5 separate regions of the Homo sapiens genome follow, and all the other regions are linked to region 2. A link is a contact called in ENCODE Hi-C or POLR2A ChIA-PET data. All regions are on one chromosome and are shown on one strand. Each heading gives the region's core, a stretch centred on a gene start or an enhancer-like site at or near the end of the contact. The rest is flanking DNA. Distances are from core to core; before and after follow the strand shown. Region 1 holds the start of LINC01798 (long intergenic non-protein coding RNA 1798). Region 2 has its middle 64 kb from the start of LINC01799. Region 3 overlaps LINC01828 (long intergenic non-protein coding RNA 1828). Region 4 has its middle 74 kb from the start of ETAA1. Region 5 holds the start of LINC01829 (long intergenic non-protein coding RNA 1829).

The links. A loop is a pair of places that touch in the nucleus more often than their neighbours do. ChIA-PET counts read pairs that join two places held with the same protein, here RNA polymerase II (POLR2A). Pooled maps may share reads with other maps.
Region 1: a loop to region 2 is called in a map of IMR-90, with 7 times the contacts of the local background. The contact joins the promoter of LINC01798 here to the enhancer-like site in region 2. A Hi-C loop is called at or near these places in 7 of 168 maps with a recorded cell type or tissue (IMR-90, aorta, chondrocyte and 3 more) and 11 of 50 pooled maps. POLR2A ChIA-PET finds 5 or more read pairs at or near these places in 2 of 52 experiments (BJ and MCF 10A).
Region 3: a pooled map shows a loop between it and region 2 (13-fold over the local background). The contact joins two enhancer-like sites. A Hi-C loop is called at or near these places in 2 of 168 maps with a recorded cell type or tissue (ascending aorta and sigmoid colon) and 7 of 50 pooled maps.
Region 4: a loop to region 2 is called in a map of aorta, with 2.7 times the contacts of the local background. The contact joins two enhancer-like sites. A Hi-C loop is called at or near these places in 2 of 168 maps with a recorded cell type or tissue (aorta and ascending aorta).
Region 5: a map of IMR-90 shows a loop between it and region 2 (5-fold over the local background). The contact joins the promoter of LINC01829 here to the enhancer-like site in region 2. A Hi-C loop is called at or near these places in 2 of 168 maps with a recorded cell type or tissue (IMR-90 and pancreas) and 4 of 50 pooled maps. POLR2A ChIA-PET finds 5 or more read pairs at or near these places in 1 of 52 experiments (AG04450).

The regions. Positions count from the first base shown.
Region 1 is chr2:66,572,583-66,575,282 of GRCh38, forward strand. It overlaps LINC01798 (long intergenic non-protein coding RNA 1798), which reads left to right and starts at 1,448. Exons shown (of 6, transcript NR_110156.1): 1 at 1,448-1,583. It overlaps MEIS1 (Meis homeobox 1), which reads left to right. Exons shown (of 13, transcript NM_002398.3): 13 at 1-1,287. RefSeq lists enhancers at 1-287, 2,682-2,700.
Region 2 is chr2:66,839,352-66,842,051 of GRCh38, forward strand. No RefSeq gene overlaps it. Among named protein-coding and RNA genes, the nearest start is that of LINC01799, 64 kb to the right of the region's middle. Within about 2 kb of position 1,425, at least 6 of the 41 ENCODE cell types and tissues checked have a DNase peak (open chromatin) inside an H3K27ac peak, as active enhancers do; they include IMR-90, ascending aorta and prostate gland, where a contact is called at or near this core.
Region 3 is chr2:67,254,719-67,257,418 of GRCh38, forward strand. The region is part of intron 1 of LINC01828 (long intergenic non-protein coding RNA 1828); the gene reads left to right. Among named protein-coding and RNA genes, the nearest start is that of LINC01829, 41 kb to the left of the region's middle. Within about 2 kb of position 1,378, at least 4 of the 41 ENCODE cell types and tissues checked have a DNase peak (open chromatin) inside an H3K27ac peak, as active enhancers do.
Region 4 is chr2:67,321,496-67,324,195 of GRCh38, forward strand. No RefSeq gene overlaps it. Among named protein-coding and RNA genes, the nearest start is that of ETAA1, 74 kb to the right of the region's middle. Within about 2 kb of position 1,321, at least 8 of the 41 ENCODE cell types and tissues checked have a DNase peak (open chromatin) inside an H3K27ac peak, as active enhancers do; they include ascending aorta, where a contact is called at or near this core.
Region 5 is chr2:67,214,028-67,216,727 of GRCh38, forward strand. LINC01829 (long intergenic non-protein coding RNA 1829) reads right to left here and starts at 1,292. Exons shown (of 8, transcript NR_038844.1): 1 at 1,201-1,292. The region is part of intron 1 of LINC01828 (long intergenic non-protein coding RNA 1828); the gene reads left to right. The region is part of intron 1 of LOC101927661 (a long non-coding RNA gene); the gene reads left to right.

The sequences.
Region 1 (2,700 bases), core at 198-2,697, 270 kb before region 2:
AGCCTTTTTCTATCAAGAAACCAAGGAGCTAATTATTAATAACAATCATTGCACACTGAGTCTTAGCGTTTCTGATGGAAACAGTTTGGATTGTATAATAACGCCAAGCCCAGTTGTAGTCGTTTGAGTGCAGTAATGAAATCTGAATCTAAAATAAAAACAAGATTATTTTTGTCATGCTGACTCCACTGCTTGAAAAATTTGTTTACTGCCCCCCAGATTTTTAAAGATTAATACAGTAAATATAAAAATTAATTTTGGCTCCCTAAGCCATATATGTATTTGACAATTTTAACCGCAAAGTAAGTTGTTTAATAATAACCACTGATTTCTTTAAGCTGACTTAATGAACTCCTAATATCAGCAAATTTGAGGCCTAAAGGCACTAAACTAACTCTAGACTCAGAATTACATCCAACAGAATTACTCATCTAATATCAGTGAAATTATTCTTGCACATAAAGGCAAACCTAAGTACAAAGTTAAGTCTTTTACTAAAGGATGTTACCTAGGATGAGCAGTATATGTTTATTAGGAAATTAACTACATGAATTGAAGAGACCAGACTTCAAAATCTAATTTTTATAAATATGCTCTATGTTCTCATTGGATAAAACTGGTTATTAACCAATTTTCCAGAACAGCTGTACAAGATTTCTGCATGGCAGCCGGCTAAATGGTAGAAAATAATATGTTTAAGCTGGAATAGCTTATAATTTTATTTAAATAAAATTGCTGCTATAAAAAGTGCTTCCCAAAGCTAAGGAAAATATACAAATATTTTAATTAAGGCAAATTCGTTTTAAAAAATAAGCCTTTCAGTAGTGATTGCTTTGTAAACAAAGGATGGGTCGGAGGAGAGAGAGCCTTAAACTCAAGTCTGACATTCAGGCCCAAGTCACCCTATAAACCGGCCCTTAGCAATTCTATTTTCTATTCGAAAAGAGAAACCAGCTGTGGGTTGGCTTTACTAGGTGATGTGTGATTGACTGACTCACCTGCTGGAGTAGCAATGCATTCTCACCTTTTGCTGATGGGGCCTTGTTTCTAAACACGTGGATGCGCAGAGAGCAAGGCTCAGCCTACTGCAGCCATCTCTGGCAGCGCTTCTACCCCTCCCCAGCCCATAGATGGGATTGTTTAAATCTCCCTTGTTGACCTAGTGGCAATTCTTCCTCTACCTAAATAGTCGATGTGAGTGAAATCATTCTCTTTTGATAGGTGGTTGCTAGCAGTTAACAACCATTTATTTACTTTAACAATTAATAATAAACTTTATAAACTGTCTATTTGCTCCTCCTCTCCAGTACATGCCCGGGTGAGTTGGTTATTTTCAGCCTTTATTCCTGAGGAGGCTCAGGATGGGTGGGGGAGGGAAAGAAAGGGGAGGAGGTGTGGTGGGGAGAGGGAGAGAGGCGAGAGGGAGAGACAGAGAGAAAGAGAGAGGCGCTAGGGGAGGGAGGTTTACAAGTGAAGAGTAGTTAGGGAATATGGTGACTCTGAAGAATCGAGATCAGCAGTGTCCAGGAATTAGAAAAAATAAACTGCTATTTCCGTGAGTTCCCCCTCTGTGAGCCATTTAGGTGAGAGCCTCGCTCTTCGCAGTTCCTTTCTTCCCCTGCCTCGATGCCCTCCCCTCTTAATGCTATTTTAGCTTTTCCTCTTGTAAATTTCAGAGCCAGCTCGAAGGTTATTGAGGACACTTATCCGAAAGAGGCAAATAATAGAGGTGCTGAGAGTGTTTTTGATGTTTCCTAAAAGGCAAAAACAAAACGCCCTCCTCTAAACAAGGGCACAAAATTGTACCTGGTTTTTATTTTTATTTGGTGGTGGGGGGGTGGGGGGGTGGGGGGGGGGTGGAAAGGGGGCTGGCTCTGGCTGAATGAGACTACTTTTTAATATGATTTAAATTTTTTTTTCAAAAAATTAAAAATATTTTACCCTATCATATTTAATCAGCTGTAATTATAACACATTCAAAATGAATAATATGCCTTGACAGTATTTTTATTGTTATTGTTCATTGCATGATGTTCGACTGCTTTAGAAGCACAGGAAAGAGAAGTAAACGCGCTACAAATGGGGAATTACCCTCGTTTAGCATTAAAATTCATTTAGATAAAATTGCCACAAACATTTAAATGGGAAGATTAGTTCCCCCTCACGCCTTATTGCACTCGCTCAATGGTTCCGTTAAGAACATTTTACACGTTGGAAATTCCGTCTTCTCAGACGGCTTGCTGTTTCCTAGTTACCCACATTCAAAGCAAAGGCAGCAGCAAAGGCAGCCGCAGCAGCAGCAGCAGGGAAAAAAAAAAAGTTTTGGCAACTGGTCTGCAATTCATCCGCTGCTCGCCCCAGTCTCCCCTCCGCCCGCTGCAGTCTGCCCCCACCCCTTCCCCTTCCCCACCCCTACCTCTTTCCCCTCATTATGTAATTCGCAGAGTCCAGTCCTCGAGGAAACACGTTGCCTAGTTGTGTAGTATTTATATACAATGTTAAAATACAAAGAAAGACCCTAAAGTCAGTCGAGTCGGTTCCTCTCTGGGTCTCCCTCTCCCTCTCCTGTTCTAAAATGAAGATTTAGCTTGAATGTGCTGAGTTTCTCACATCCCGTACCCTGAGGCCACAAGGCACGTTTTTTGGCTTTCATTTCTGCCAGGACTTTTCCAGGAAATTCACCACTGCTTTTCGCTTGTA
Region 2 (2,700 bases), core at 175-2,674:
GATAATTCAGTATTTATAAGAAAGTTTAAGAAATGCTTTTGATTAAACTATTCTCATTATCTTAAAGTTAATAACGATCAACTCTAGATCTTTTTAAAAACTGTGCTCATTTTATTATCTGTCCTGCCTTCCTAATTTTCACCTAAAGATGTAAAACTAAATATACTATTTGTTCACTTTGCAAGTACAAAAAAAAACTCAAATATGAAAAATTTGACTTCTAATTTTTGGTGACTGTCAGATGCAAAGAGAATGTGCTGCCATCTTCCTCTGTCCCACTTGTTTTCACACACAAGGCAATCCAAGCACTAAGTTGCCATTTGTGTGCTCAGGACTGCTCTGCTGATAAGTGGTTGGGATTTGGAAGAGACACCTAAATACCGATGGTTGACCTCCCAGCACATTCTTGTTGGACTCTATCACACTACCCTATCAACCTGGTTAGTGTGTTATGCATGTCACTCTACTAGTGACAATAGGGGAATTTATTCCTTAAATCTCATGAATGTCTTTTCTCCTTCTTCTCTTCTTATATCATCTCCCAGACAAAGCTGGAGTTCAGGTGAACTGCAAAGTGGTGTGAGAGCTCCTGCTATGGTGGTCCAGCTCTCATCTGGCACTTCTGCTTGATAAGCTCAGAGCAGTTCTTTTAGACTGCCTCTTGTAGGCACGCTTGAAAAACAACCCAGTTAGCATTCCCCTAGCCTTCATCTATGATTTCACTGGGAAACTATGCATTAGATACTTTGGAAATAAATATACACAAGAAATTACAACTCAGTTTGAATGACCCTCTACCTTGGAATGTCTAGAACTGTGAGTTATAAGGCCAAGAAATATGTCCAGGCCTGCTGGCTCAAAAAGTTGCTATTCCTTATATGGAATCTGGACAGACAGGGAAGCTGAAGTTGTATAAACTAAACGGAGATTTTTTTTTTTCCCAGCCACTTACGTGCCTCATCCTTGACCTATTTCATTTATAGGTTCCTTTAAGATATGATGCCTTGAGAGTTCGTTGCCTTCTTGCCAGTCTTCCAACAACAATTTTAAGAACAGCCAGTGCTTTACATGGACTTTAATTATATTGGAAAATCCAAGGAAAGGACCAGAAAGGCCATGAGTGTGGTGATGCAATTATATCAGTAGAAGGTTAGACCTGCTAACAGTGAGGGGATCCGGCTAGAGCAACCCAAGTACAGTCGATTCATTACTGTTGGAAATTTTTAAATGCAGACATTCAGAAATGTTTAGTCTGGTTTTCAGTAAGGAAGAAGGGCAAGTAGATTCAAACAAGGACCCGCATGCTGCACAATAAGTACTTTTTTTACTCTATTTCCTTGATAATGGAGAAAATGAAACAACAAGCTATGAACTTAAAGCTAGAAGGAGAAATTCTATTCTTTAATAGGAGTAGTTATTTTTTCTTACACAATCTAGAATAGGGACATTTCGCAATCTTGGCTTACACAGAATATTTTAAAGTAAGTAATTCAGAACACTCAAAGTACGTTTGCTTTCGCTAATCCTTGTCAGCAGTTCTGAAGTCTTTCTAGGTTCAAATCCCAGCTATACCATTAACCAGGATAAGTTTCTTACGCTCTCTAAACTTCAGTTTTCTCACTTAGAAAATGAGGATTAAAAATAGTACCTACTGTACAGAATAGTTGGAAGAGTTTAAGAAGTTAAGACAACATAAATAAGAGACTGATGAGTACTTAGTGTCGCATAAATAGAAACAATTATTACTCTCACTAGCCATGTTTATTGATTGAATGGAGCTTTAGAAAAGTAGAAAGTAGATCATAAAAAAGTCCCGTACGTAATGAAAAGTGGCCCCCTGAGTCTGAACACACTGCCTTGTTACTCAAAATTTCTTCTTTTCTAGACTTAGGTGTATATTTTCAGTAGAAGTGGGGAAGAATGACAATTAACTAAACAATCCAAAGGAAGTGCTGGATCTTTGCATTTGTTATTGCAATTTTTCAGATGAAAGCTTGGGTTTCCTAGATGCTTAAATTACAGTACGATCTCACACTTGTACTTCATGAGGTTGCATTGGGATGTAGATATTTACGGATTGACCTACAGACTAAAAAACAAAGCAAAGAATCAAACAAAACAAAAACCGACAAAATATTCTTCTTCTTAAAGCCTGGATGATGATATTAACTTATACTGCTTTCATTTCAAGGCTTTTTTTTTCAAAGTGCGGAGTCGCCGAAGAGCGGACTTCACTTAGGGTACCCGGAAAGCACATGGAAGCGAGCCCACTCACTCATGTGAAAGAGAAACGCTCACCTTTGAGAAACATATTAGAATTCCAAAATGAGTAAATCTGAGAGAAGATGTTTTAGTTGTAGCACACATATTAGTTTTGTGATTTAAGACTGGTGTTTTTATTTTAAATGCACAGCAGGAGGGAAAGGTGGGGCCTTAAGCGTTTCTGTGCTTAGCGCCTCTGCAGGCCTGATCTAGCCCTGGTCTTGTAGATGATTGTAATACTTTTATAGCTATTCAGGTATTTTGTCACCAAAATAAATATATAGTTTATATTTAGGCAAGGCTAAAGGAGGGAATCTCAAATTTGTTTACAAGCTCAGTAATGGAAATAGAATGAGTACCAAATATTTCTATATCACTTGAAAACACCATTCATTGTTAGAGGCTCTGATATAATTTAGGCTCTGGGTAATTTTGATT
Region 3 (2,700 bases), core at 128-2,627, 420 kb after region 2:
ACCTGTTGAATTTGTGTGTCTCATCACTACCGCTTAAGGCTCTGTTGGGTTAGAGGTTCTAGGTCCTCGTGGGAGGCAGCGTGGGGAGTGTGAGGAATGTTTCCCCAGGGGGACACAGTAAGGAGACCTCTGTACCTAAAAATATGATCACTGCCTAGTTCCGTTGGCCAGCTCATGCCAGGGAACCACCTCTTGGTGCTGTCATGATTGTGAGAACAGGGAAAGGGCAGTCATGGCAACTTCAACCTGACAAAAGTAAGGCAACCAAGAACCAGACCCCTCAAGGAAGAGGACATGAGGCCCACCATGAGCCAAAGAAACATTTGGCTGAAAGTGAGAAAAACCCAGAATGAGTAGAACAGGAGAGTTATTTCTTCATTAATTACTTCCCAGCTGTAGCAGAGGGGACTATACATATCTGTCTTAAGTCTTTCTGAAATGTCAGGGACAGAGTGGACCTAATATGACACACGAGTGTCACTGAGTGGGGTAGGAGGTGAACTGTGGCAAATGCCACCTCCCCTTGGCCACCTTAGACGTCAGCTGCAGCCTGGTGAGCATTTCCATGCACATTGGCAGTGTCCTACATCAAGTCCCATGCCAGCATCACCTTACTTTTCTGACTCTAGAATTTTTCTTAAACAACAGAATCTCCGACAGCTTGTTTACCGGGCAGGCCATAAGTGCAGGGGAGTTAACTTCCCTAAGGACAACCCTCAGTCTGGATCCATACATATATATTGAGAACAAACTGTCTGCAACCACACAGCTTAATAGGAGCAAGAACTAAGACTACCTATATTATTATGACTTTATTATTCTAGGACTCAGCCTTAACCAGCTTTGTGGTTTGAAGCATCAAGTTCCTAGAGTGGACTAGACAAGATTGAAAGATGAATGGCAAAGATCACCAAGGTCACAATTACTTAGAAGTAAAAACTTCTAGATTGAAGAGTGTACCTTTAAACCCAGGATTAAGTCTCTAACTAGTGATGAAATGTCAATAAATGTTCATTGGAGCAAATAGCGCAAAGATTTAGAAGAATTGGCTCTAATAATGTTTTATACACAAACAAAATATATGAAAATTTCTACATTTTGTTTATGTGGAAATTTGCCTCACAAGACCTGTGTGTGTGGTGGTGGCAGGACACTCCACCAGGCACGGAAGGCCGAATTATTGCCACAAACAAGCTGTGAGATGCCAGGTGGCCATTTCATTTCTTTGGGCTTTCATTTATGCATTTGTAAAATAAAAGAATTGAACCAAATCATCTCAAGTACTTTGTACCTAAAATTATTAGATTTTCTAATGTATATCCTTAAGTTGTGTTTTCACAATGACTCATTCTGTTTTGATGAGGAAGCCAGCCTCCAATTACATCTCCAAAAAATAAAGACAAGTTGCAACCTGTTTAATCACATGCAATCAGTATCAAGTATGTATTACAGGTATCACAGATAATACAGAAAGAACCTATTGACTCTCCCCCTATTCTAGGACTCAACCCTAACTTGCTTTATGGTTTGGAGTGTGAAGTTCCTAGTCTGTAAAGAGAAGGGAGTTCTTGTATCTGCCCTCTAGATCTTTTCTAAACCTACAAACCTAAGACTAATGGCATCCCTCACCTCCCACAGCTTGTCTATGTTGTTTATTTCTCACCCATTGCTTCACTAAGGAAACTAACATTGCAACAGAGACCAGAGGGAACAGGACAGGGGCAACCACAATTCAAGCAGCTGGTTTTAGAGTCAGTAAAGCAACTGCTGTTCTATTTTCCACCTGCAAGTTAAAAAGTGAGTCAACTATTTCAAATGTTAGCTAAACATTCCTACCAAATCTAGTGCAGTAGATTCGGATTTGGAGTACAGAGAACTGGATTATAATTCCGATTCTGTCACCTGATGGCCATGTCACCTGGCCACATCACTTCATCTCTCTGTGATCCTGTTTCTCCAAGTGTAAAATGGGGATAATAGCAGGGAGATGCTGTGGAGATTCAGAAAGATTAAATACAGTAACCTACATGACAGAACCTGGTATAGCACCAGGCACCTAGAAGACCTTCGCTGAATGATTGGAAGGAGGATCTAGCTGTCTGCCAAAGAGAAGAAAATAGGAAACATGAAAACACTAATGAGTATAAACAGAAAGTGTACTGGATGCAGAGTGAGATTTGTGTTCTAATCTCAGTCATTACTAGCTGAGTGTCCTTGAACAAGTCAAGGTCTCACTTCTTCTCACCTCAATTTCTTCATCTGTAAAATGTTGGGCTTAACTGCCATGATTCTGCTTTAACATTCCAGGATTCTGCAATGACGTTAGTTTGCCATTGCTGATGTTAATGTTGTTTTCTTCTCAGTGATCCACATTCCAAGAAACCATTCTTGGAATGGAATAGGATACCTAAACCAACTCATCCTACTCATTCGTTGTAATGGAAAAATAATCAGTTCTTTATTATTTATGCCACAGGCATGACTCAGAGCATAAAAGTATGAGTAGAGGAAGTCTATGGCCCTTAAAGAAAAGCGCTAATAAATAATCTGTTTTAGAACTATAATTTTCTTTTTTTTTTTTTTTTTGTTTGAGATGGAGTCTCACTCTGTCGCCCAGGATGGAGTGCAGTGGCGCAATCTCTGCTCACTGCAAGCTCCGCCTGCTGGGTTCACGCCTTTCTCCTGCCTCAGCCTCCTAAG
Region 4 (2,700 bases), core at 71-2,570, 480 kb after region 2:
TGATAAAACATAATGTACTGGACTGACAGTAAAAAGGCTTTGCTTGTTTGATTGTTGACTGGTTTTGTCTTTAAATAATGGTCTTCTTTTGGCATTTAATGTATATTTGGTCACAATAAACATAATTTATGAATATTTTAACACATGCATACTCAGTGGGGTGGATTATCATACTGATATAAATAGAATTAATGAGCAGTCAACCCGCCACATGCCACGACATATGACGGGGCAGCCAGTGCACAGAAATAATCCTCATAGTTTCATAATAAAGCTTTTCTCTTAGTTCAACTTTTTAAAACTACTTACAGTCTTATGTCCCCTTTCTGTTGGAGTATGGTTCACCAACCTGTGAAACAAGATTAAGATTTTACTACAAGAATCTATTTCTTTGGCATTCAAAAAAACAATTTTCTTGCTTTCTCTAAAACAAAATAAATATATTTGAACAAACTAACTCTACTAGGCCAAATTTCAGGGAATAGGTTATAGACAGACAAGACATATGTCTACTAGAAAAAAATTGTTATATTCTTTTCTTTTCTTTTTATGACAATAACATGATTATGCTCAATTGCTGCTACCAGATCTTTACAAGAACAAAAACTTTCTAAATAGTTCTACATTCTAAAACAGATCCGATGGGCATATCGCCTGGATAAAATTATTCTGGAAAAAAAAATCTTCTTAGCCAGTTATCTGCTCTCCTTGAACACAAAGCAACAATCTGTTAAGCGTGCCTAATAAGATTTTTTTTAAAGGAAAGAACTCAGTAGTATAAAGCCACCTCTTCAAATGGTAGGTATTGGGGGGGAGACATGGGCATGCAAAATCTTCAATTTAGCCATGCTTTATTCAACAAATAATTATTTTTGTGAAGAGACAAATTGAAATTTAAGATTAACCTTCATTTGCCTTATTTCCACAGTTTGATTACAGGCAAAAGTGGGAAAAAATAAAATTAGCATGTGCACTGCATTGTCCAGATGATCTGGCAGGAGGAGAGCCTTGGCAGAGATATACTATGACTTTTTACAAATGCAGATGGCAGTGTTGCAGCCTTTATTCCTCTTATCTTTCATTTTCAAAGGGAACACTCGAAGCTTTTTGCCACCACCCTCCTCTACTCCTATCCTCACATGTAAAAACACTGTATCCCCAAATCAAAGCTCTTTCCTAAAACAGGCAAGCCCCAGGATGCATCAGGGAAGGGACAGACTGTGACACCATGCTCCTGGTCATCTGTGAGAGAAGTGCACTGTGCTATGTGGGCCAGGGCCTGGTGAACTTGCCCAGAGTGACTCCCTTGGGGAATCCAGCCCTTTCACCAGCAAAGAAAATGGGCACCACCTAGTGCTTTTTCAACGCAAAGGCTGTTTGTGCTCATGTGGACAAGAGTGGGCATGCGTTGGCTGACCTTTACAAAGGAAAAAAAAAAAAGGAGTCAGGTGGCTTTAACCCCTATGCCAACTGAAAGAAGAAGCAAGTGACAATCTTAAGACAAAGGAATTCAGTGCTTCCAAATTATAGATTTCTTTGGTTTTTTTTTTTTTATAATTATTGGTCTGTTCATGAGAAATAACATCTTTACTTACCAAGACACTAATTTCCTCTGTATCACCTTTTTGCCTCCTCATGTCCTCTGAGGTTAATTTGTAAGAATTTCTAAGAATTTTCATTTGGTCCAAAGTGACATAGCAGAACCAGCGCTGGCCCACCCCCACCCCCAAAATCTATTCTAACAAGCAGTCTCTCTGGAGTTCTCCTAACACAACAAATAGCTTTTATGAAAAATGATGTGTAGCACAAAATCTTTTGCAGTGCAATAAGATCAAGTTAACCACTCATGCCTCTAGGAAAAAGCCTAGGAAGTTTTATCTGATTGGCAAAATGGACCCAGATATGAGTTCAAGGATTGAGTACAGTTTGATGAAATTTCATAGCAATGAAGTCTGATTATCTGAATGATTGCTTAAGCCTTTTAAAACATAACTCGAGGAAGCACTAGATTTTTCATTGGGAAAACAGATGGTCTTGTAGGGAATCGTAGAACCACCATCTCATGCTGTTTACTTTTTCTGTAATACTTTGCCTAGAATTACTCTCACCACTATTGCTTTTTAAAAATAATAATGATTTCTTCATTGCTAAAAGGTAGATCTTTCTGCAATAAAATTAGAAATCTTAGTGGAGGGCAAGGTGAAGGGCAGAAATGGGAAAAATGAGTAACCTGCTATACCTAACTGGATTAACAAGGACCTGTAACATATCCAGGAACTAACTGGCTGGCTCTGAACTCATTAGGGATCTGCTTATCTGTTATGCTGTACAACAGAATCCAGACAAAAAACAGACTGTGAAGAAACGGATTAAAAATGATTGTAACTTCTCTAAGAGTTCAGTATCTGTGCTAAGCAACTTTGTAGAAGGACTGAAGAAAACAAAGCCCAAGATTCTGAACTTCACTCCACTGCCTATCCCCAAGTTCTGCCGTTATAAGATCGCAATAACGCTACTTAGATATAGAACTTTGCAACTGTTTTATGAACTAACCTAAAAAGTCAAACGCACTCTCATCTCTTGGTCATTTTATTGCTGTAATTTATGATATTAAATAAGTGATTTGTTTAAAATAAATTTTAAAATTTATACCAAGGAGGAAAAATAATCTTAAAATGGGTTTGTTCTATGAGGAGCAAG
Region 5 (2,700 bases), core at 42-2,541, 370 kb after region 2:
CTCCCCCTACACACACATACACACCCACAGTCACATCCACACTTTCCCCACACACATACACATACCCCACACACATACACACCCACATATACACTCCATACACATACACACCCACCAACATACATACACACCACACACACATATACCCCCACATACATACACACACTCCCCACACATACCCGACTTACATACACACCCACATATACTTCTCCCATACACACATATACACACCCACATACACCCCTCCACACACACGTATAACTCCCCACACATACATACCCACATAAACACATACATATACATACTTCCCCAACACATATATGCACACCACACACACACCCCTCCACATGCACATACTCCCCCCACACCCATACACATCCAAAACCCCACACACATACACATCCAAATACACCCACACCCACATACACCTTACATACATACACACACTTCCCACACACACCCCACACACATACCCACATATACACACACCCACAGACACACACACCCACATCCACACACCCCACACACATACGCACATACATCCCCCCACACGTACCCACATACTTCCCCCCGACACATACACACCCACACACCCCACATACATACCCACATATACACACCCACATACACCCCCCCAAAACACAAACCCCACACACACATACCCCACACATATACCCACATACAGACACACATACTCATACATGCACTTACTCTCCTCACACACATATTCACCGTAAACACATACATACCCACACACCCATACACACATTTCCCCCACATATACACAACCCCATACACACACACTCCCTACCCACACACACATCCACACACCCACATTCCCCCACACACACCCATACACACACTCCCCACCACCCCACACACACATATTCACCCCCACACACACACTCCCCACCACCCCACACACATATTCACCCACACACGCTTCTAACACACCTACACACACGCTTTCCACACATATACACAGCACACTCACACCCATATCCCTCCACACACACATGCATACCACCCTACACAGAGAACCAGGGCCTAACCTCTCTATCTCTCTTCTATCCCCGCAAGGCTCAGCCTGTGCCCACTGGGAGACAGAGAAAAGAATCTGAAGAAGAGTAAAATCTGCCTCTACCCACCCCACCCCCAATTTTCATTCCAAGCCTTAGGCAGATAAATGTACTTTTCCACCTGTTCATTGGGGTCCCTGTCCAGATAATCCATCGCACAGGCTCCAGCTCTCAGGTGAAGGCCTCAGGTGAGAGGCTCTTTTTAGATTTAAGAATCCAAGCCTGGAGGGGAAACCCTGTTTCTAGAAAGGGAGAGCTGTGTTGCTGACGGGCGGTGGGAAGAGATGGGAACCTATGGGGTTGAATTCCTGCCCAGTCATCGGCGCTTGGCTACCCCCTGCTGGGCGGGAAGCTCTTGGCCTCAGACTCACACATTATGCTCAGGGTCAAGTCTATTCCCAAGGCTTGGGACAGAATCCACTTACTTCCTGTCAAATTGTTATCACACGTTCCCAACGTGAAGCTGGAGTGTGAAGTTACCTTCCAATCCCCAAGAGGTGTTTGTTAAAGAGTTTTTTTCCTCTGAGCCCTTTGTATGCCAGTTTAAGCAGAACAAATCTATTTATTTTTTGTGAGGATCAGTTTATTAAAAGCATGCACATAACTCAAATCGTATAGTAAAATGATGTTAGGCTTTGTTGAGCATGAAAAGTGTGCTCGCTCAAACCCCATTTCCAACCTTCCGTGCGTCATTTTCCCCTGAAGCAGAACATAGGTTATGTTAACAGGACCTCAGCCCAAAGGCCTAAAATCAGCTTAGCTCCCAGGCTTTCTCCAGCCATCTCTTCCCACAACCCACTCTTTCCACCTCTCAGGAAAACCCCAGCTACATGATGTAGAAAACTGGCAAATATAAGCGGACGGGGAACCGATTTTTAACCAGATCAAGTTTTCAAATATAGATTAACACGTTTTAATTGTCCTATAAACTATTATTCTTAAAGTCACTCTTAACAAAACCCAGACTTGGAGGAAGTTCTCTGCCATAACTGTAATGTGTATACACTATTAAGATAGTTATGAAACCTCAGACACATTTGGAAGACGTGGCTTAATAGTGCCTTTAATACAAAATAAAGTAAAATGTAAATAAAAAGGGATTAGTTGTTATAAGCTGTGACACAGCTGCAGCGACAGAAACTGAAGAAACATGTAAACAGAGAGTGCTTTTAGTCACTCAGTGACCCAAATGTCTTTTTCAGACTCTCACAATTCTAATTCTGACACACTCGTTCATTTCATTTATTTTGCAAACCAAGCAGAAATGAAACGGACCTTCAGATTAAGTAAACAGGGGCTTTACATATAGCCACTAAGCTGCCAGATAGACAACTTTTGGTTTACATGGAGTGTAAGGGTAAAGAAACAATGTCAAAACTGCATCCCTTCTTGCATTTATTGGCATGAAGTGAAAATCCAAATATATTCACCAACAAATTAATAAAGGGTGAACAGGCTGCTAACCTTGCATGGTGCGTTAAAGTGTCAGAGCACTTGAACTGCACATCATAGCACAGCCTCAGAAATAAACAAACATTTCTCTCTGTCAGAATGGGGTAAATAAATTAGGATTTGGCTAAATCTCTGGTTGTTTTGCTCCCATGTTGTGGCCTAGAATAAG